Regions from separate parts of the Homo sapiens genome. Here regions 1, 3, 4, 5, 6 and 7 are each linked to region 2. Evidence: chromatin contacts called from ENCODE Hi-C or POLR2A ChIA-PET data. All regions are on one chromosome and are shown on one strand. Each heading gives the region's core, a stretch centred on a gene start or an enhancer-like site at or near the end of the contact. The rest is flanking DNA. Distances are from core to core; before and after follow the strand shown. Region 1 holds the start of SNU13 (small nuclear ribonucleoprotein 13). Region 2 holds the start of GTPBP1 (GTP binding protein 1). Region 3 holds the start of EP300 (EP300 lysine acetyltransferase). Region 4 holds the start of XRCC6 (X-ray repair cross complementing 6). Region 5 has its middle 22 kb from the start of SNU13. Region 6 holds the start of PHF5A (PHD finger protein 5A). Region 7 holds the start of TEF (TEF transcription factor, PAR bZIP family member).

Region 1 (2,700 bases), core at 194-2,693, 3.0 Mb before region 2:
TCTGCTTGATTTCTTTCTTCCTATGAAATACTTGGATCTGCCTGTCCTTCTATTATCAAACATTTAATGAACACTGTATTGAATACATGTATTCTTGTTTAACCACTCAACATGCCTTTCTCGTTGCTTGCAGTATCCTGATTTCCTGTGGGGGAATTACTTTTCCCATCTTAGGATCAGTGTTGGTGGGAAAATAAATGTTACCCTGAAGACTCTTTTACCCAAAAGTTCTATTCAAAATATTAAATATCTGAGCAGGCAGGGACGTCAGCCAATTATAATGAGCCAGGCCTTAACTGTTTAGTGGCTGGAATTTTTTTTTTTTTTTTTGAGACCGAGTTTCCACTCTTGTTGCCCAGGCTGGAGTGCAATGGCGCGATCTCGGCTCACTGCAACTTCCACCTCCCAAGTTCAAGCGATTCTCCTGCCTCAACCTCCCGAGTAGCTGGGATTACAGGCATGCGCCACCACGCCCGGCTAATTTTGTATTTTTAGTAGAGACGGGGGTTTCTCCATATTGGTCAGGCTGGTATCGAACTCCCAACCTCAGGTGATCCGCCCGCCTCAGCTTCCCAAAGTGCTGGGATTACAGGCGTGAGCCACCGCACCCGGCCCTCTTTTTTTTCTTCTTTTTTTTGAGACGGAGTCTCACTCTGTTGCCCAGGCTGGAGTGCAGTGTGCAGTGGTGCGATCTCGGCTCACTGCAAGCTCCGCCTCCGGGGTTCACGGCATTCTCCTGCCTCGGCCTCCCGAGTAGCTGGGACTACAGGCGCCCGCCACCATGCCCGGCTAATTTTTTGTATTTTTAGTAGAGACGGTTCACTGTGTTAGCCAGGATGGTCTCGATCTCCTGACCTAGTGATCCGCCTGCCTCAGCCTCCCAAAGTGCTGCGATTACAGGCGGGAGCCACCGCACCCGGCCGGCCTTTTTTTTTTTTTTTTTGAGAGTCTCGCTCTGTCGCCTCAGCTGGAGTGCTAGAGTGCAGTGGCATGATCTCAACTTACTGTAGCCTCCACCTCCGGGGTTCAAGCGATTCTCCTGCTTCAGCCTCCTAAGTAGCTGGGGTTACAGGCGCCCGCCACCACGCCTGGCTAATTTTTGTATTTTTTAGTAGGGACGAGGTTTCGCCATGTTGGCCAGGCTGGTCTCGAACTCCTGTCCTCAGGTGATGCGCCCGCCTCGGCCTCCCAAAGTGCCGGGATTACAGCCATAAGCCGCTGCGGCCGGCCGGTGGGTTACTTTTTGAATGTTTAATTCATTGTTTCTGCCAATAATTTGTACTAGGCAGCTCATAAGAACGCCAAAGTACGTTCCTTCTTCGACACAGGGCCAGTTTCCGCGCCAGTGCCCCCGTAGAGGGCGGGGCCCACTCGCTCGCGTAGCGTCACCTTCGCTTCCTGCCGCGCGGGGCCATTTCCGCTGCTGCTTCTGTGAGTTTTTCCGGTGCACGCGAGTGCTTCTGAAACGTCAGCTGCGCTCCCCTAGGAGTGCTGAGCCCGCGGAACCGCAGCCATGGTGAGTGCGTGCGCCGGCCGAGGGACCGGGAAGCGGGAGACTCAGGGTTGCGTTCACTCCCTAGCCTGTTAGATGGAGGCTTAGAGCCTGCGCCGTCTCATCCGCCGGCGTTGGGTCTTAACCGCCGGGCCCTTAGTTAGAACCCCAGCAGCGGCGGGGTCCCAGCAGCCTGGCCCGAGGTTAGAACTCAGGAAACCTTAGGATCCCCGCAGCTGTGTTGCTTTGCCGCACGGTCTGTTTGCTTGGCAAAAGGCCTGCAGCGAGCGGAGGGGGCATGGCCCAGCCTGGGAGAAAGAGACCAACCCACGTGGGAGAGGGCAAAAAGTTGGGTGAAGAAAACTTGGCTCCAACTTTTTTTTTTCCTTGTTTCTTTTCATACGAAATCTACGATGGCGTGGGACCCTGGGATTCGGATCAACCTCTCCTACCCACCCTACCTCACCCCACCCCCGTTGCTGGGGTTCAGGAGGAGATCTCCCATGGGTCTGCGCTTAGTGCCCGCCGCGAGTCACACGCGCCAGGGACCTAGAGGAGCCTTTGGCATTTGGGGGCTGTGGGGAACATGAAGTGAGCGCGACTCACGGCCTGGAGTGCAGGAAAGGCTTCTCCTGCAAGGCGGTGGCTTCAAAAACCAGAAGTCTGGTAGCACCACGTGCGGCGTCTCTAAACTCTTGGTCGTCTCTGACTTTTAAACATCTAGGGAAAGTTCTAAAACGTGTGTCCTGGCGTAGTAGTTTTGGTTGGCACTTGGTGAGGAGGGAAGAATTTGTAAAGCACTGTAACTTCTATAGTTAATCCTTCCAGTGGAGCTTGGATCCCGGCGGTAGCACTCCCCACAAACCTCCTCCCATGCATTTTGAAGCTTAGTACGTGGCTGAGCCTAGAACTTGAAGCTTCCAAACTCAGTGCTCGCTTTAACGCAGCTCCCTGAAACGTTTTGGAATCGGATGGTCTCAGGTTGAACTTTGCAGTTTTCCTCAACTGTAAAATGGGGATGACAGTGCATGAGGGTGTTGTGAGGATCAAATGAAATAAAGCATGGTAAACATCTAGTCCTGATGCTTGGTACAGAGTAAGCACGCAGTATTTGTTGTTCAATCAAAACCTTGCAAGTTTTGGCTGTCTGGTGTACAGCGAAACCAAACTGATCATGCTAGGTAGGGATTTAGGTTGGCTGGTGGTAT
Region 2 (2,700 bases), core at 201-2,700:
GTTGAAAATAACTTGCTTAGGTTGCAGGGAAAGTTCCTCCCCAGTTTAGGACCAAGTTTCATGCAAATTTGCCGCCATAAACTATAAAAAGTCACAAACATTTTCAAAGCTGGATAAAATGTCTATCGTAACTATCCTACAAATGTAAGTGGTGGTATTGGTGTTCTATCTTTCACCCACTGCTATTTAATCTGCACAGGAAATTAGGAACTATCTCGTTCACTTCAAACATTTACTGAGTCTCTAGTATGCATCAGGCACTATTAGGTGTCTTCTTAAATATTTCTAATTTTTACAACCCATCTGTACTTTCTTAAGATGAGGTGGTTGGAGAACTGAAAGGTTAAGAAACTTTCCCAACGTCACAGAGCCTTTCGATGGTAGGGCAGGAAAGGGAACCCAGCCCTGTCTGACTCCCAAGTTGGCATTCTTTCCCTAAGGAACGTTAAGCACCTTCAAAACACCAGTCACATCTTGTATTTACTTTTCTATTCTTCACAATGTCAAGCCGTTGGCGAGGCCTTAATTCCTGCCTACCTTCTCGACAGCTCAAAAAACACGGTTTTAAACGTCCTTCACTGCTCCACTCATACAAGATGAGCTTCCACTCACAGGATAGCGAGACTAAGGAGCCTGACCATCTTTCCATTTTGTTTCGGGTGGCCTCGAAAAGTAGACATTCTCGGACATGCTCCTCCCCAGCTGAGCGACTACTTTCTGTTTCCTTTCCCGAGTCTGGGAAGAGACGCGGCGGCCACCCTGCCCTGGCCTCCGACTACCTGTCTTCATGAGCGTCTCGGCCCCCTGCCCGGGCCCCCTCGCCCCTCTGCTGTCCCGCGCGGTCCAGGGAGAGGAGACTCTCGGTCTCCGAATCCCCTCAAGTGGGGACCCGAAGAACGGGGAGGGGCACTGAGCGGGGACAGGGAACGCGCGGAGCGCAGCTGGCATCGGGCGCCCCCGTTCCACGTGGCAGAGCCGAGGGGTTACGATCTCGGCGGGAGACGGGAGGGCGGGAGGCTGGGTTGGCGACGCGGGGGAGCCAAGGTGGGTGCGGGGACCATGGGGACGGCCCCTCGCGCCGCGAACCCCCGCACGTCCCGGAGACTAGCAGGTGGGCGGGCTCGGCCCCTTCTTCCCGTTCCGCGCTCCCCGCGGACAGGGCGGCCGCTGGCCCCGCCGTCGCCCGGGAGACTGCTCGGCCAGCCGCCCGCTCCCCTCAGCGCCCGCCGCCGCCGCCCGGGCCTACCTTGCTGGTGAGGTCCAGCTCTGGCTCGCCGTTGAGCGCCTCGCCGTCCTCGCTGCAGTCCGAGTCAAAGCCGCCGTGGAGTCGGGCGGCGGCCGCCGCGGCCCTGGCCGCCCCCGGGGAGCTGGGCTCGGGGGCGAACATAGAGGCCGGGACCGGCGAGTCCATCGCGGAGCGACTGCGCTCCGTCGCCATCTTTAATAACTTAGGCTAATTCGTAGCCGGCTTCCCTCCCTCCCAGGCTCATTTGACTAATCTATGCACAGAGCCCCGCCCCGCTCCTTATCGGAATAATTTATGCAAAACTCCAGCCGCGTACTGGGTGACACGTACCTCTAGCTAAGAAACAGTCGACTAGGCCTCTCAGCCACCAATCCCTGCAGAGCTTTCAAGTACCTAATGAATAATTAATGAGGCCCAAATCCCAACAACAAATGTCTGAGACGTCACGCGCCCTGCTCCCAGCTTGGGAGGGGGCAGTACCGAGTCCCCGCTACCCGCCTGAAGCCTTCCCGCCAACGGAAGCAGAGAAGTGTCTGACTGACACAGCAGCCATCCAATGAGGAGAGAAATACAAACAACGTTACTCGTCAACGCCCCTTCACTCTCCTTGTTTCCAGAGGCGGTACTAAGCCTGCAAATCTTACTGCAAAACAGTAGGCGCTGTAAGCCTTCCGATGACGGACAAGGGCAGGACCCAATCGAGTCATAGAACAGGTCCCGCGCCTGGACCTGCTCATGGAGATAGTAAACTGCAAAATGAGCCTCCCACTCGATTCAGTGACTGAGGCAGTTGCTGGAACGCCGATGTCCAACGTGCTGGCATGCTCCAGGCAACTTTAATAGTAGGATCGATGCTGTAAGTTCCAAGAGTTGTAATACTATAGCAGCCAGAGTGAGGCAATAATTAAATGCTGACCTTAGGGAGAATTCTCCATTCACTGCCTTTGCGGAGGCAATCACACGAACTAAAAACAGAGGCAAGCAGCTAAAATTAAAAGCCAAAAAACACCTCACCACTTTTGTGGTGAACTGCTAAACCGAAATCTAGGGTCTCATAAGGTAGTTTCCTATGGATTATTTTTCCAGTGTCATCAGTTGTGAAAAGCCCCAACCCAAAATGCCATCAACACACGTTTTAGTGTCTTGAATTCCTGTTTCAAAAGCCGGAAAAGCCTAGGCCGTCATTGTTTGGCGAAATTAGGGATTAACCAACGTCTATGAATGTCGGCCTTGGCCACTCGAACCAGGCATCAAGCAAACAAGAGCATGTTTGAGAAGATAAGGAATCCAAGACTTAGGGTTTGGACCTAAACCCTAAATCTTTAGTGAGCAAGTGGCAGGATTGAAAATGGCTTTCAGTTTTGGGGATCTACCTGAGAAGAAAGAGACAGTCTCTTCTTGTCCCTGTTTTCCACTACTATCAAGTCTTATTTGCACAAACACAGCTGGGAATC
Region 3 (2,700 bases), core at 171-2,670, 2.4 Mb before region 2:
CTTGATCTCCAAGTATGTTTAAAAGTGTAAAAAGACAAAGACACACACAAACACCAAACCTAATGCACATTTTAAACTTTTGTACAATCAGTTCACGTTTGTAGTTCATGATTGGAACTCTTTCAACTTCTAACCTTGATTTCCAGGTACGTAACTCCACAAAATTGTTTATCTTATTTCCCCTAAAATGAGAAAGTGACTGCAAACTGCAAAGAACATGCCCCTGTTCTCCCAACCTAAAAACCCAGAGTTTCAGACATTTTGGTCTCACACCAAAGAACTGGGAGATGTGAAATGAACTGCGCTCCATATTGATTCTTAAAGCAAATAAGAAGAAAAAGGAAAAAAAAGCTAAGAATGGTAGGTAAGATAAAAGAATTGTTAAACTTCACCTCTAACCTGAAATCTTGGACCTCGCACACACAAAATCAAGATTTTTTTACACCCTATTCCTCAACAGAAAATATTCTGCAAAGGAGAGAAAATTTCGAAGAGTGGAAAGTAGAGGAAACACAGTAAGTACAGTAAAGAGAAAGGATTCGAAATTCATTTGCCAAGAACAAAAAAAATGAAACTTAAATTGCATAGGAGCTCTTACACACAAATGCATTGGCATTTCCCAAATTAAATTGCATGAGAGCAACAATACAGGCCATTTCTATATAGCACCCACTTACGAGCTCTAATTCCAGAACACACACCGATATGACATAGTGTTGCAATCAATGTATTAGGAGGCAAAGAAAATGGTTGGGCTACTGGACGTCTTCGACCAGCTCATTCAAATACCTTTAAAATTAATTAAGGGGCAGGGAACTAGAGAGAGAGGAAGAAAAAAAAAATGGAAGAATAAAGGCGCACCGAGTAGAAAAGATTAAAGGGAACGTGGAAGGCCGGGGCTGCCGAAACTAACCTGTGCCATCGCTGGCGGACGCCGAGAGGGCCGGAGATGAGAGTTTAGGCCGCTTGGCTGAAGGCGGCCCCGGTTCCACCACATTCTCGGCCATTTTTAATTCTTTCGGAGATACAAGCGAGGAAAACCAGAATCCTCAGGAAATCTCTTCTTCGGCCCGGGGTCCCCGCGCCGCACCCAGGGGTGGGCTGGGGGGCTCCGACGGCACCCGAGGGGGTGGGGGAAGTTCCTTTTTCTCTTCGCCGGGTCGCAGTGGCTGGAGAGGGATGCGGACTCGATAGAAAAGGTAAGGGCAAGTGCGAGGGGCCGGGCCTGGGCCCAAGCCCGGAGGAGGGCACAAGAGCACAAATTCGCCGAGCGCGTCCGCTGCGGCGAATTCCCGAGAACTCGCGGCTCTAGAGGCGCAGTCCCCGGCCCGCCACGGCCGGCCCCTGCCCAGCCGAGGTCTCTCGGAGCTCCGCCGCCGCCATCAACCTCTTCCTCCTCGGCGCTGTCCTCCTCCTTCTCATCGCCACAAGGAGGCGGGGGCGAAAAGGGGGGAGAGGAGGAGGCGACAAGAGACACTCACCTCCTCCCGGTGCCCCCTCCCGGGCCTGCGCCCCCACCCTCCGAACCCTCCTCCTGCCGCCGCGCTCCGCGCCGCCGCCGCCGCACCGGCCCCTAATGGCCGCAGAGAACTCGCCCGAGCCGAGAGCCAGGCTGGCGCCGCCGCCTCACATCGCGCGGCGGCCGGCGGAGGCGCGGCAAGGACGCCGGGAGCGGAGCTGGCCGGACCAGAGGGCCGAGGGGGCCGGGCCGAGCAGCGCCGCCCGCACGCCCGCGCCGACGCGGAGCCCACCGAGGAGGCCCCGCTCCGGCGGCGGCGCAGGCGGCCCCTCCTCGCGCCGCGCTCCCCTCCTTCGCCTTCCTTTCCCGCGGAAAATAAATAAATACGGCCGCTGCTACGGCCCCCACCGCCGGCGGCCAGGTGCTGGGAGCGCCCGCCCCCCGGGGCTCCGTTCGGGGCCGCCCGCGGCGGCGGGAGAAGACGCCGCGGGGCGCGGGGTTATGTAATGGTCCCCCCTAGGCGTCGACGCCGGCCCGGCTGCTGGACCGCGGTGGGGGTGTGTGCGGACGGGAGGGGGCTGGGGGTCGCCTCAGCCCGTGCGCCCCGGGCCCCCTGCCACTGTCTCGGCCCCTGCCGCCTCTCTCCGACCCGACTCCCCTCCGCACTCTCTGGCTCCCGCAGTTAGCACTCAGCCCGGCGTCCTGCTTGCCCACTCTCGCCCGCTCTCTCTCGCCCTCTCTCCCCCCCAGCCTAGCACACAAACAAGATGGCGGCTGTTGTTTCTTCCCTCTGCCGAATCCTCCTTACAGGCTAGCGGTAGCGGCGGCGGCCGGAAATGAGCCAAGGGGGGGTGGAAAAGGGGAGTGGCCGGGCCTCCGGAGGGGGGCGGGGCCTAGGCCCGAGCCGCTCACACAATGGGGGAAGTGGAGCCGGGGGCGGGGCCTGTCCCAATCACGGGATCCGCCCTAGGCCCCAACGCGGTTAGCGCTTCCGCAAACTCCCCCGGCGTCACCCTGTGGCTCCCTTTAAAGGGGAGGATTTTAAGAGTGGGGAGGATTTTAAGGGGGGAGGGGCGGGGGCGGACTCAGAATCTATTTTCAGTCGGTGGATAGTTACGAGGGAAGGTTCCTGCCTTTGGTCTCTGCGTAAGGGACCAGTGGGAACCGGGACGACGGAACCCCGGAGCTGCTCCGAGGAAGGCGCCAAGTCGCCACTCAGGTGGCCAAATGGGAGCGCCCGT
Region 4 (2,700 bases), core at 181-2,680, 2.9 Mb before region 2:
TCGTGATCCGCCCGCCTCGGCCTCCCAAAGTGCTGGGATTACAGGCTTGAGACACCGCGCCTGGCCGTTTCTCATTTTTAATAAAAATATTCAAAATTTTTCTGCTCAGGAGTTAAATTAACCAGTATGAAGATTACATGTACCCCTATTTCTCTTCCTTTGTTTTATGTGTTACTGTGTTGCCTGCACATACACTCCCAAACGTGGAGGCTATAGTGAGGGAATCAATCACTTTCCTGTAACTGTGTTGCTTGCGTTTATTCTTTGGTTGGTGTAGTTATTGCAGGGTGGGGGCATTTTTACACTGAGGTCCTGGAATGGTAACACTACTTTCCTGGATGAGAAGGGTCTCACCTGAACCACTTAAGATGACAAAAAATACCTATGGTCATGGCCATTTATCAGGGACCAAAAGATGTCAAACTACCAGTGTCCAAAAAAAACTTAGGGCACACTAGAGTAAGATCTGCATATAAGAGCCTAGGGTAGCTCTGCGAAGTTCAAAGGAAGAAAAGAATTTCAGAATTATCTGGGAGGAGAAGGGCAGGCCATCAAACAGCAAAGTCCATCCAGCAGAGATAGGCAGGGAAGGTCTTTCTTCCACACACCGAATGGCACTACATGCTGAAGTCACTTACCACTTGCTTCAAGGTTCTCTTCTTGTTCTTCCTCTGCTTCTTCATCGCCCTCGGTTTTGTAATATGACTCCCACCCTGACATGTTGGCTACTGCTCACTAGGCGAAAGACGTTAACGTCAGTAACAGGCAAATTTAAATCGAAAAAATACCGACCTCTAGGTTCTTGTGAGATCTGTTCTAAAAGCTTGGTTAGTAGTGAGGAATGTGGACGGTAAATCCTGCTGCCTCGAAAGCTCGGCAGTCGGACTGCATGTAAATGCGCATGGGGGCCATCCCAGTAGCTGCCTCATCTCAGCTATCCCTCACGTTTCAGGGCCGGCGGCGGCCCGCGGAAGCCAGATCCCGGAGGTCCCGCCCCCGACGCCATTTAGACGGTGAGGGATTCCCGCTCCAGGATTCTATGCTGACTAACGGACCCCCTCGTCCTCAATACCGCCCAAAAACCTCCCCAAATTCCTCAATCACGCCCAATGAGATCTCAAACGCAGACAGGCCTCAAGCGCAGGCGGGCCGCAAGCGCAGGCGGGCCTCAAACGCAGGCGGGCCTCAAACGCGAGGTGCCGCCTCCTTCCCGAGGAAGGAGCGTGGTCTCGAGTCTGTCGCTGCTCCTCGGATTCGCACACTTAAGGCTAACGCTAACCCTCTAGCAAGGCTATGGGGGCGCGCGAGACCGACCGAGCGAAGCGGGACGAGGCCAGGCCTAGCTGGCGAACAACACAAATGGATAACGGCCCGCTTACCTTTGGCGCAGGGAAGCGACCAACTTGGACAGAAGACGACAATCCACGCATGCGCGGGCCCTGTACTCGGTCCCAATCAACGCCCTCTACGTCATCACGCATGTGCGCACTATATCGCGTCAGGCTGGCACGCACACTCCCCAACCAGCTTCTACCTATGTCCCTGACGAAAGCCAACCCATCAGCGAGAGCCCCGCCCCCTTCGGCAAAGCCCCGCCCCTTCCTACGTCAGGACTGTAAGCACATGCGCAAAAGTGCATCCCTGCCCCCGCCCCCTCTTCCGTGTGGGCCCTCCCTGTCCCCTCTCTGTCACCTCACAGTAGTCGTTGCCGGTAGCGGGTGTGGGGGCGCGAGCAGCGCAGGGCGGCCTCTCCCCCACCCCTCAGCCCGGGCCCGGGCTCGGTCCCCCCCTCTCCCTCCGCTTCGCACTCCCGTCGGGTACGGGAAGGTCCAAGCCGCTGCCGGGTGCCCGAGGGCCGTCGTGGCCGCCGTCGCCACGGGTCCCAATGGAGCCGCCGAATCTCTATCCGGTGAAGCTCTACGTGTACGACCTGTCCAAAGGCCTGGCCCGGCGGCTCAGCCCCATCATGCTGGGTGAGGGGGAAGGGGCCAGGTGGGCAGGAGGGCGGGAGCCAGGCCAGAGGGTGGCGGCTGGCCGAGGTGGGGAGACTTGGGCCACGACTCACGGGGAGACACATGGCCAGGAGGATGGAAGAAAAGCCGAGTGGAGAAGAGAGTGGTCTGAAGTTTGGGCCATCTGAGCCCCGCTTTAGCCTCGCAGATACCATCCTCACGTTTGAATTCAAGGGGAAGGGATGGAGGAGTCATGCCTCCACCTTGCAGGGGGCTTGGGCAGAAACCGAGCCCTCGAGAGCCCCTTCGACGAGGGTGTGGGGTAAACCAGCGCTGGATCCCGGCGGGTTCTCTGCCTCGCTCGGGTAGCCCAGTGCACTCCTGCCTCCTTGGCGCGGTGTAGGAAAGGTGAGGATGCCTGCCGCGCGGTGCCCCTCGTGGTGACAGAGACACTGCGGAGGTCGGGTGGCTCTCGGAGAACCTTGTCTCAGTGCCAAAAGGAAGCTCCCTTTGCAGTCCCAGGGATAGGTGGGATGGGGGAGATAGAGCTGCCTAGGGACCCAGCCATCGCCCCCAGGTAGGTCAAGTCAGGATAAGAGGAGCCCCGAACTCCAGAATTCACCAAGCAGTCTTCTCCCCACAGTTTCTAAGTTAATTGCTTTTGCTCAAATGGCAAGAAAGCAGTTTTGGGGGAAGTTTGGATGAGGCTGTGTGAATAAGGATTAGTAAAGAAAGTATTTCGGTTGTG
Region 5 (2,700 bases), core at 138-2,637, 3.0 Mb before region 2:
CAGGTGCGGTGGCTCACGCCTTTGATCCCAGCACTTTGGGAGGCCAAGGCAGGCAGATCATGAGGTCCAGAGTTGGAGATCAGCCTGGCCAACATGGTGAAACCCCTTCTCTACTAGGAATACAAAAATTGGCTGGGCATGGTGGCACATGCCTGTAATCCCAGCTACGTAGGAGACTGAGGCAGGAGAATCACTTGAACCCGGGAGGTGGAGGTTGCAGTGAGCTGAGATGGTGCCACTGCACTCCAGCCTGGGCGACAGAGCAAGACTCCATCTCAGAAAAAAAAAAAAAAAGAAAGAAATGGTCATGTTTGTCTTCTGGATCTTTGTAGTCATAAATAAATAAATAAACAAACAAACAAATAAATAAATAAATGGTCATGCTAAAATTGCAGGGTAGCGAGGAACACTAGAAGTGCTGGCATGGCCCACGAGCCGCCTGAGTCCTCAGAAGATAGAAGTCCACGTAGGATTTGCTTCCATACATGATGCAGAGAAGGTTGCATCAGGGTCCTTACAGTCAGGGGCAGTGTGGCTTAAACAAGAAAGGCTGAATACATAGCTCCCGTTCCAGTAAAACCTGGGTGTGTTTCCTCTCCTAATACGGATGCTAATGAGGATGGAATTTCTGGATAGTCGGCAGGGAGAGGAAGTGGATGACTAATCTCCCTCAGAGCTCGTGGTCCTGCCCTGCCTTTCTTCTGTTTTTTTTGTTTACTTTTTTGTTTTGTTTTGTTTTGAGGTTGGAGTGCATTGGCGCGATCTCTGCTCACTGCAACTTCCGCCGCCCGGGTTCAAGCGATTTTCCTGCCTCACCCTCCCGAGTAGCTGGTATGATAGGCGCCTGCCACCACGCCCGGCTAATTTTTGTATTTTTGGTAGAGACGGGGTTTCACCGTGTTAGCCAGGATGGTCTCGAACTCCTGACCTCAGGTGATCACCCCCACCTCAGCTTCCCAAACTGCTAAGATTACAGGCGTGAGCCACCGCGCCCGGCCTCTTCTGGTTTTCAACAAGACATTAAAACAAGACATTACAGAAGGGGAAAGGCTGAGAGGTAAAAGGCTCATCTTCCCAAGTAACCGCAGTTTTCGTTGAGTGTCATTCCAGACGTTCCCTCTGCACCTGGCCTAGAAGTAAACAGACATATGTGCATCCGTGTGTTTGTTTCAGTTTTGGCCAAACGGATTCGTGTTCTCGAGCTGCTGCGGCGGCCACAAGGAACCCGGATGCCGCTGAGCTTAGCCCGCCAGACTCTCCGGCTTATGGCTCCCAGGCCCAGGCACCCGGCCTGCCTCGTCCGTGGCGCGCATGCGCAGGCCCAGATCGGCGCTCCGCGCCGGCTGTGTCGCCACCTGGCGGATGGAAGCGCGATGGCCGCGGTAGAAGTCAAGCGCCAGAGGGCACTCCATGCGGATACCCAAATCTGAGGTTGCCCAAGTCCCTGATGTAACATGGCGCAGTATTTGCATATGAACTACGCACGGCCTCCCGGATACTTTAAATTATACTCTAGATAATTTACGATACCTAATAAAATGTAAATGCTATGTCAATAATTGTCATACTGTATTATTTATGGAATAATGACAATTTTGTTGTTGTTGAGACAGAGTCTCGCTCTGTCGCCCAGGCTGAAGTGCAGTGGCGTGATCTCGGCTCACTGCAACCTCCTTCTTCCGGGTTCAAGTGATTCTCCTGCCTCAGCCTCTCGAGTAGCTGGGATTACAGGTTCCCACCACCACACCCGGCTAATTTTTTTATTTTTAGTAGTAGAGATGGGGTTTCACCACGTTGGCCAGGCTGCTCTCGAACTCCTGACCTCAGGTGATCCGCCCTCCTCGGCCTCCCAAAGTGCTGGAATTACAGGCGTGAGCCACCGCGCCCGGCGGGCTAATGACAAAATTTAAAGTCTGGCCCGGCGCGGTGGCTCACACCTGTAATCCCAGCATTGTGGGAGGCCTGGCCGGGTGGATCACCTAAGGTCAGGAGTTTGAGAGCAGCCTGGCCAACATGGTGAAACCTCGTCTCTACTAAAAGTAAAAAATTAGCCAGGTGCGGTGTTGTGCGCCTGTAATCCCAGCTACTCGGGAGGCTGAGGCAGGAGAATCGCATGAACCCAGGAGGCAGATGTTGCAGGGAGCCAAGATCGCGCCACTGCACTCCAGCCTGGGCGACAAGAGCAAGAGTACAGACGCAGCCATCGATTTTTTCCCCAAGTTTTATTTATTTATTTATTTATTTATTTTGAGGCAGAGTCTCGCTCTGTTGCCCAGGCTGGAGTGCAGTGGCGCGATCTCGGCTCACTACAACCTCTGCTTCCCAGATTCAAGCGAGTCTCCTGCCTCAGCCTTCCGAGTAGCTGGGATTACAGGTGCACGCCATCATGCCCGGCTAATTTTTTGTATTTTTAGTAGAGATGGGGTTTCACCATGCTGGCCAGGCTGGTCTCGAACTCCTGACCTCGTTATCCGCCTGCCTGGGCCTCCTAGTGTTAGGATTTCAGGCGTGAGCCAGCACGCCTGGCCCCCAAATATTTTTGATCCATGTAGGTTGAATCCATCGATGTGGAGCCTGCGGATGCAGAGGGCCAACTGTATCTATTGAGTGCCATGTTCTTTTACGTATTTTCTCATTTTCACCATGTGACGTTATTATAAGAATGTGGAAGCTAAGGCTCAAAATGCCTCATAAACTGCC
Region 6 (2,700 bases), core at 122-2,621, 2.8 Mb before region 2:
ATCCTCCCATATTTGACAAGCAACTTATTGTGAGGCTCAAAATATTCGTACTGCATTCTGACAAACAGAAATAATTGCACCGTGGTTCATAAAGTTCTGTGAGGGCAGGCTGACATAAACAAGAACTGAGTGGTGGTAGGGCCCATGCTTCTGCCACAGCACTTCGGTGACACTCTTGAGAATCAGAACTTTCACCTACTTTCTACCAGCTTTATCATCTATCAAATGAGAAAAACCACCTCATTCCTACGATTACAGGAATCAAATAATATTATGAAGAATTAAAACAGGCCTCAAATCTTGTGCAAAGGTGAGAGACTATTATTATATTATTTACTACGTATGGGCCCAGAAGACCGCCCCCCTCCCCGACATTCCACGTTCCGCAGGGTCCTCAAAAGGTGGTACAGGGTCCTAGTTTCTTCTCCAGACTCCAGGCCTGGCAACCGTAGATGCTGTCATGCCTCTGTTGCTAAGAGATGGGAAGTGAGGCCTCAGGAACTGGGCCTAGAAGACTCAACAACGACCGCGCCCCCTAGTCACCTTGTCCTCACCTTGAGGAATGGAAACACACCCCACGGGAGCAGGCAATGCTGTCCTCAAAAAGAAGAAAGAGGTGCCTCCGCTCTTCACCCGGCCGCCGCTGCTTGGGCCCACGCTTCTTGCGAGGCAGGGACAGGGCCAGGAAAGCTGACTGTGCCGGGGACGCCTTGACCTAGGGCACCAGAGAAGCGGGCACGGGTGCCGGGCCCACAACCGGGACAGGTACACGAGAAGTTGGCCCCAGGTTGGGCCCGCCTCGCCCTGCCTCGCCCACAGCCGCCGGCACAGTAGGAGGCACCCCGCCCCCGTGAACCCAGAGGTCCCTGAGCTCGCTCACCTGCAGCCGAGTCACCAGTAGGCTGTAGGGCGCCATTTTGTGCACTGACAAAGATGAGGTCGCATTAAAGTGACGTCCCACACGGCGCCTTTAAAGCCTTTGGGCAGGGGCGTGCCCGGAAGAGTGGGGCGTCACGGTGAAGGCGAGGCCTCCCTAGAGGCGCCAGAACCCTGTGAACGCAATGGGCGGAGCTCACGTGCAACGAACAGACACGCAAGAGGAAATCGGACTGCCCAAAGACACTTGCAGAAATAGATACCAAGCACAAAGATGTTTTACCCAAGAACAAATTTTAGTTATCTCCGCCATCCAAATCTGGGAGAGTTTTTAAGAGTTTCATGCACCTGCCAGGACCTGGCCGCCCAGCAGCGACAAAAACTCGCGCGAGAGCAAGACGGGCCTGGTGCAAGGATTGTAAACTGACGGAAGCTTAGAGAACCAATCACAGCGACGTGGAGGCAGGAACAATGGGGGTTAAAGGTCGGACGGAAGTTCCCGAAGCTTCCGGTGGCCGGCTTAGTTAGGAGCTATGGCTAAACATCATCCTGATTTGATCTTTTGCCGCAAGCAGGCTGGTGTTGGTGAGACTGCGCCCTACCCCTGGCTGTCTGGGCAGGGGTGGTATTAGGAGCTGGGGGGTCGGGGGTTCCCGTCTCTTCCTTAGGGGCTTGCCTCGCAGGCGCCACGTTTCCCGCCTCTCAGGCGCGGGGTGTTGTAGGAGCGCGCAGGTTTGTGGCCTCTGATGAGAAGAGGGCGGGGGTGCGCGTGCTGGGAGCCCCAGGCAGGTATCGGGGGGTGGGGTCTGAACCAGGTCCAGAGAAACTCTGAGCTTGCCCAGGGCGTTGGAGGAGATTCAGGAGGGTGCTTGGATGTAGGTTTGGTTCATATGGAAATTTGTAATGATAAAATGGCTATCCGCAGGTCTCACTCACTGCAGTCCTTACTCATGTCCCTACCCCCAGCTCGAGGATGTACTTCTCCTCTTTCTCAAAACCTTTATTCTAATTGTACTTTTTACCATCTTTCATCTTGCAGCCATCGGAAGACTGTGTGAAAAATGTGAGTGGAACACACCGTCCCAACAACCCACCCTTCCCACTCCCAGTTTTCTGTGGAACCAGCAAAAGTGCCACAAAGAGGGCTTTGAGTAGATGTGCCTGGAAGTATGTGAACACTGAATGCTGCACTTTAGCCAAAGGCCCCTCTAACTCCCCACTGCCGCTTGCACATTTAACGCTGTATCTCTCTAGTTTTCAACGGGAAGAATCGCCAGAGTAGCATGACCCCTCCCCAACACACAGCACTTTGCCAGCAATTATACAGGCTTATCATCTCCGAGGTGCTTTTCTAAGCTCTTCACATATGTTAATTGGTAAACTTTTGTATGTGTTGAGGGGCTTGAGATGGACACTGGGGAAACCAAGTTTTGTGATGCCAAGAGGAGGGCCCTAAAGTCACTGTCAAAAGGAGACTAGTGTATTTCCCAGGAGACTAGTATATTTCCCCATGGCAGGAGATAGCAGAGGACTGAAGAACTTGTGAGCATGACTCCATTCTCTTCCTTACAGGTGATGGCAAGTGTGTGATTTGTGACTCCTATGTGCGTCCCTGCACTCTGGTGCGCATATGTGATGAGTGTAACTATGGATCTTACCAGGGGCGCTGTGTGATCTGTGGAGGACCTGGGGTCTCTGATGCCTATTATTGTAAGGAGTGCACCATCCAGGAGAAGGACGTAAGTGTACAGCTTTCCATCTGACCTTTCCTCCTTTTGTTTAGTAACACTTTGCCATCCACTGCAATCTCCTATGGTCTATGGA
Region 7 (2,700 bases), core at 152-2,651, 2.7 Mb before region 2:
AAAAACAAACAAAAGGGTTTGTGCACATGAGGTCCCAAAGCAGGAGGAGAGAGGCTGGCCTCACCTGATGTGCTGAAGCTATTTATAACTCAACAGTGACAGCCACAGGGATGGGAGCCTCAGCATACACCCAGGAAAGGAAGAGAAATGGCATTTTAAAAAGGAAAATCCATTCCCCAGGCCAGACAACTCTCGAAGGCCTATCCCTTTCCCAAACCCTGAATAACTGATGGCTCTTGGAAATGCAAAGGTCTCACACTCAAAGTATACCTCAGTGCACCCACAACCCCACCACAGGCGGCCCTCCTGCTGCTCCCTGCACCCCATCTCCCAGGGCGAAAAACAAGGCCAGACCTGCTTTCCGTATACGCCCCAGTGACGTTCCTGGCCTAGGCAAAAAGATGAAGCTCAGTCCTGCCGCCGTGGCCCCAGAATCTAAGGGTCAGCCCCAACCAACCAGGCGAAGGGCCTCAGTGGACTCATCTGACCCTCATCGTTTCTCTGCTTGGCCCAAAACTCCCCTCCCAAGGCGCCTCACACTACTCGCCCACACCCCCCCCACCCGCTCAGCAGAAGCCCCGCAACAGAAAGGCTCCCGTTGGACCTAGTAGCTGGCGCTACTCACACCCAGGGAGGAAGCCAGGTCCCTCCGGGAGGGGTAAGGCCACGTACGATGACAGTTCGCTACCCTAGGCCTGCGCTTCCTAAACTTTGGTGTACTTGGAAAATAATGGGGGTGCGGTGGGGTGCTCCTTAAAATGCAAGACCCCTGTCCCAGTGACCGCAGATTGGGTGGGGCGCAGGAACCAGCAATTTAAACAGGCATCCCGAGTGACTCCGATGCAGGTGGCCCCGGGGGAGGGGCCCTGGAGCGTCATTTAAGTGACTGCTCCCGATCCCCTTCCGCCTCCTCAAAACCTCTCCCCACCCTCTCCCGCCAGACCCACCGTCTCAGCCCGCCCCTGACCCTCTGTCCTCAGCCCCCCGGCCTCGTCCTCCAGGCTCCTGGTCATCCAGGCCCCATCCCCCTCCGCTGGACCACTGCTCCCTGACCCACTGCCTCCCCGGCCCCGCCCTCACGAGGCCCCGCCCCTGTATAAGCCCCGCCCCCAGCCCGCGCGGACCACCCCCCCGCCCTCACCGAGGCGCGCCTCGCGCGGGGGGTTCTCCATCAGCTTCTTCAGGACCAGGGGGAAGGACCCCGACAGGCCCCTTTCCCCAGCTGCGCGCCCCGGCCCCGGACCGGGTCCTGCCTGCGGGTCCACAGGCGGCTTCTTTCCGCCGCCCGCGTCGGACATCGTGCCCCGGACTCGGCTCGCGCACCTCGCCTCCCCCGCCCGCCCCCCGAGATGGGCCGGAGCCGTGCGACCCGCTGCAGCTGCCGACACGGGCAGCTACTGCGCAGGCGCCCAATGGCGCCCCCGCCTCCTTCCATCGCTACCCCGCCTGCGGACCGGCTCTGGCACATTAATTATTCATGAGGCCAGGCCAGCTTCCCCGGATCGTTGCTCTGGATTGGTCCAGCCTGCGAGAGGGGCAGGCGCAGATCCTCGGGCCGTGATTGGTCGGGCAGCCGGGATAAGATAGACACGTGCGGGGCCAGGTGAGGACCCTCGCGGAGGCCCCGCCCCGCCGCCCCTGTGTCCCCTGATTGGCGCCTGCTGGAGTCTTTGTGGTGGGCCTTCCTCGGCGCGGTCCCTTCCCTCCTACCAGTGTTCCCCCTTCACCGCCCTCTTCATAACCCCCGCCCTCCCCAACCACCGCAGCCTCTCCCTCTTGTCCCCGACTTGCAACCTTCCCGACGCGCCACCGAAGAGGGGCGGAGCTCGGAGCGGCCAGGCCGGCCAAAGCGACCTATCCGAGCTCCTGCTCGCGCGGCGTGTCCACCCCCCGCGGGTCACGTGGAGCCGCAGCCGAGTCTGGTCGCGGGGGGAGGGGGCAGAGGAGGAAGGCGCGGGAACAGCCAATGGAGGGCGGGGGCGGGGCCCGGGGCGGTGCACGAGGCGCCGCACGTGCGGGGCTGTGGCGGGGCGGGAGGGGAAGGGAGGGACGGGTCTTTTTGTTCTGGGGACTCTGCCCAGGGTCGCGGGGCAGGGACGCTGAGCTTAGCCCGCACTTCTGCTCCCACGCGACCCAGAGGTCGCCTGAGGGCAGGGCCGGGGACCGCGACCTGCCAAGTCGTAGGGATGGCCTGAGCAGGCTTGGCCGCCCTAGAGCGGGGTGTCGGGTTGCCCACGCATCCAGATCAACACTAGCGTGGAGGGAGCATTCCTGAAGCTCTGACCTGAGCCAGGGCCCGAGTACATGTTTCCGCCCTCCCACTTACTAGCTTATGACCTTGGGAAAGTCCGGTTGCTTCACTGGAGCTTGTTTCCTCGGCCATAAAATTAAGAGGTTGGGCTAGAGAATCTCCACAGTCCCAAACAGATGTGAAATTCTTTTCCTTTCTAGAACTCTCCCTTCTTTTACCTAGAAAACAAAAACCTCCTTGACACCAGGTACCGATGCCACGTTTTGTGGGAGAACCACCTCCTCTCTTAAAATATAAAGCCTCCCCGGGAGTTCCGCAGAAATCCGTAAAAATGTAATATGTGGCGCGGTACACAAATGGAAAGCTGCTCCTAAACAGCGCTCAGAACTTTGTACCTCTTTATAGTACAGATCAGACTCCGCTGCAAACCCAGGCAACATTAGACTCCC

What was found. Hi-C counts contacts between places; a loop is a spot of excess contacts on that map. ChIA-PET counts read pairs that join two places held with the same protein, here RNA polymerase II (POLR2A). Pooled maps may share reads with other maps.
Region 1: a map of ascending aorta shows a loop between it and region 2 (11-fold over the local background). The contact joins the promoter of SNU13 here to the promoter of GTPBP1 in region 2. A Hi-C loop is called at or near these places in 1 of 168 maps with a recorded cell type or tissue (ascending aorta) and 7 of 50 pooled maps. POLR2A ChIA-PET finds 5 or more read pairs at or near these places in 1 of 52 experiments (CD4-positive, alpha-beta T cell).
Region 3: a loop to region 2 is called in a map of CD8-positive, alpha-beta T cell, with 6 times the contacts of the local background. The contact joins the promoter of EP300 here to the promoter of GTPBP1 in region 2. A Hi-C loop is called at or near these places in 1 of 168 maps with a recorded cell type or tissue (CD8-positive, alpha-beta T cell), 1 of 37 single-sample maps with no recorded cell type and 13 of 50 pooled maps.
Region 4: a loop to region 2 is called in a pooled map, with 13 times the contacts of the local background. The contact joins the promoter of XRCC6 here to the promoter of GTPBP1 in region 2. A Hi-C loop is called at or near these places in 8 of 50 pooled maps.
Region 5: a pooled map shows a loop between it and region 2 (6-fold over the local background). The contact joins the enhancer-like site here to the promoter of GTPBP1 in region 2. A Hi-C loop is called at or near these places in 1 of 50 pooled maps. POLR2A ChIA-PET finds 5 or more read pairs at or near these places in 3 of 52 experiments (CD4-positive, alpha-beta T cell, activated naive CD8-positive, alpha-beta T cell and endothelial cell of umbilical vein).
Region 6: a loop to region 2 is called in a pooled map, with 11 times the contacts of the local background. The contact joins the promoter of PHF5A here to the promoter of GTPBP1 in region 2. A Hi-C loop is called at or near these places in 4 of 50 pooled maps.
Region 7: a loop to region 2 is called in a pooled map, with 18 times the contacts of the local background. The contact joins the promoter of TEF here to the promoter of GTPBP1 in region 2. A Hi-C loop is called at or near these places in 1 of 168 maps with a recorded cell type or tissue (posterior vena cava) and 10 of 50 pooled maps. POLR2A ChIA-PET finds 5 or more read pairs at or near these places in 2 of 52 experiments (A673 and activated T-cell).

The regions. Positions count from the first base shown.
Region 1 is chr22:41,687,610-41,690,309 of GRCh38, reverse strand. It overlaps SNU13 (small nuclear ribonucleoprotein 13), which reads left to right and starts at 1,443. Exons shown (of 3, transcript NM_001003796.2): 1 at 1,443-1,516. The coding sequence starts at 1,514. It also overlaps the pseudogene C22orf46P. RefSeq lists enhancers at 1,344-1,523, 2,074-2,243 and a silencer at 1,763-1,962.
Region 2 is chr22:38,704,694-38,707,393 of GRCh38, reverse strand. It overlaps GTPBP1 (GTP binding protein 1), which reads right to left and starts at 1,450. Exons shown (of 12, transcript NM_004286.5): 1 at 1,247-1,450. The coding sequence starts at 1,438. RefSeq lists silencers at 802-941, 1,122-1,531, 1,852-2,001 and enhancers at 635-1,320, 1,622-1,771, 1,321-2,006, 2,007-2,692.
Region 3 is chr22:41,091,312-41,094,011 of GRCh38, reverse strand. It overlaps EP300 (EP300 lysine acetyltransferase), which reads right to left and starts at 1,420. Exons shown (of 31, transcript NM_001429.4): 1 at 914-1,420. The coding sequence starts at 1,007. MIR1281 (microRNA 1281) reads right to left here and starts at 1,499; the gene lies at 1,446-1,499. RefSeq lists an enhancer at 730-969 and silencers at 1,080-1,179, 1,360-2,129, 2,230-2,519.
Region 4 is chr22:41,620,025-41,622,724 of GRCh38, reverse strand. XRCC6 (X-ray repair cross complementing 6) reads right to left here and starts at 1,430. Exons shown (of 13, transcript NM_001469.5): 1 at 1,380-1,430; 2 at 639-735. The coding sequence starts at 720. DESI1 (desumoylating isopeptidase 1) reads left to right here and starts at 1,682. Exons shown (of 6, transcript NM_015704.3): 1 at 1,682-1,973. The coding sequence starts at 1,886. RefSeq lists a silencer at 1,662-1,931 and an enhancer at 1,663-2,264.
Region 5 is chr22:41,665,483-41,668,182 of GRCh38, reverse strand. No RefSeq gene overlaps it. Among named protein-coding and RNA genes, the nearest start is that of SNU13, 22 kb to the left of the region's middle. Within about 2 kb of position 1,387, at least 39 of the 41 ENCODE cell types and tissues checked have a DNase peak (open chromatin) inside an H3K27ac peak, as active enhancers do; they include CD4-positive, alpha-beta T cell and endothelial cell of umbilical vein, where a contact is called at or near this core.
Region 6 is chr22:41,467,363-41,470,062 of GRCh38, reverse strand. It overlaps PHF5A (PHD finger protein 5A), which reads left to right and starts at 1,371. Exons shown (of 4, transcript NM_032758.4): 1 at 1,371-1,461; 2 at 1,916-1,939; 3 at 2,449-2,615. The coding sequence starts at 1,410. It overlaps ACO2 (aconitase 2), which reads right to left and starts at 946. Exons shown (of 18, transcript NM_001098.3): 1 at 881-946. The coding sequence starts at 916. RefSeq lists enhancers at 279-840, 841-1,402, 972-1,641.
Region 7 is chr22:41,380,643-41,383,342 of GRCh38, reverse strand. It overlaps TEF (TEF transcription factor, PAR bZIP family member), which reads right to left and starts at 1,401. Exons shown (of 4, transcript NM_003216.4): 1 at 1,142-1,401. The coding sequence starts at 1,298. It overlaps LOC105373042 (a long non-coding RNA gene), which reads left to right and starts at 1,432. Exons shown (of 3, transcript XR_938271.3): 1 at 1,432-1,603. RefSeq lists enhancers at 563-642, 1,424-1,718 and silencers at 853-1,552, 1,583-2,182.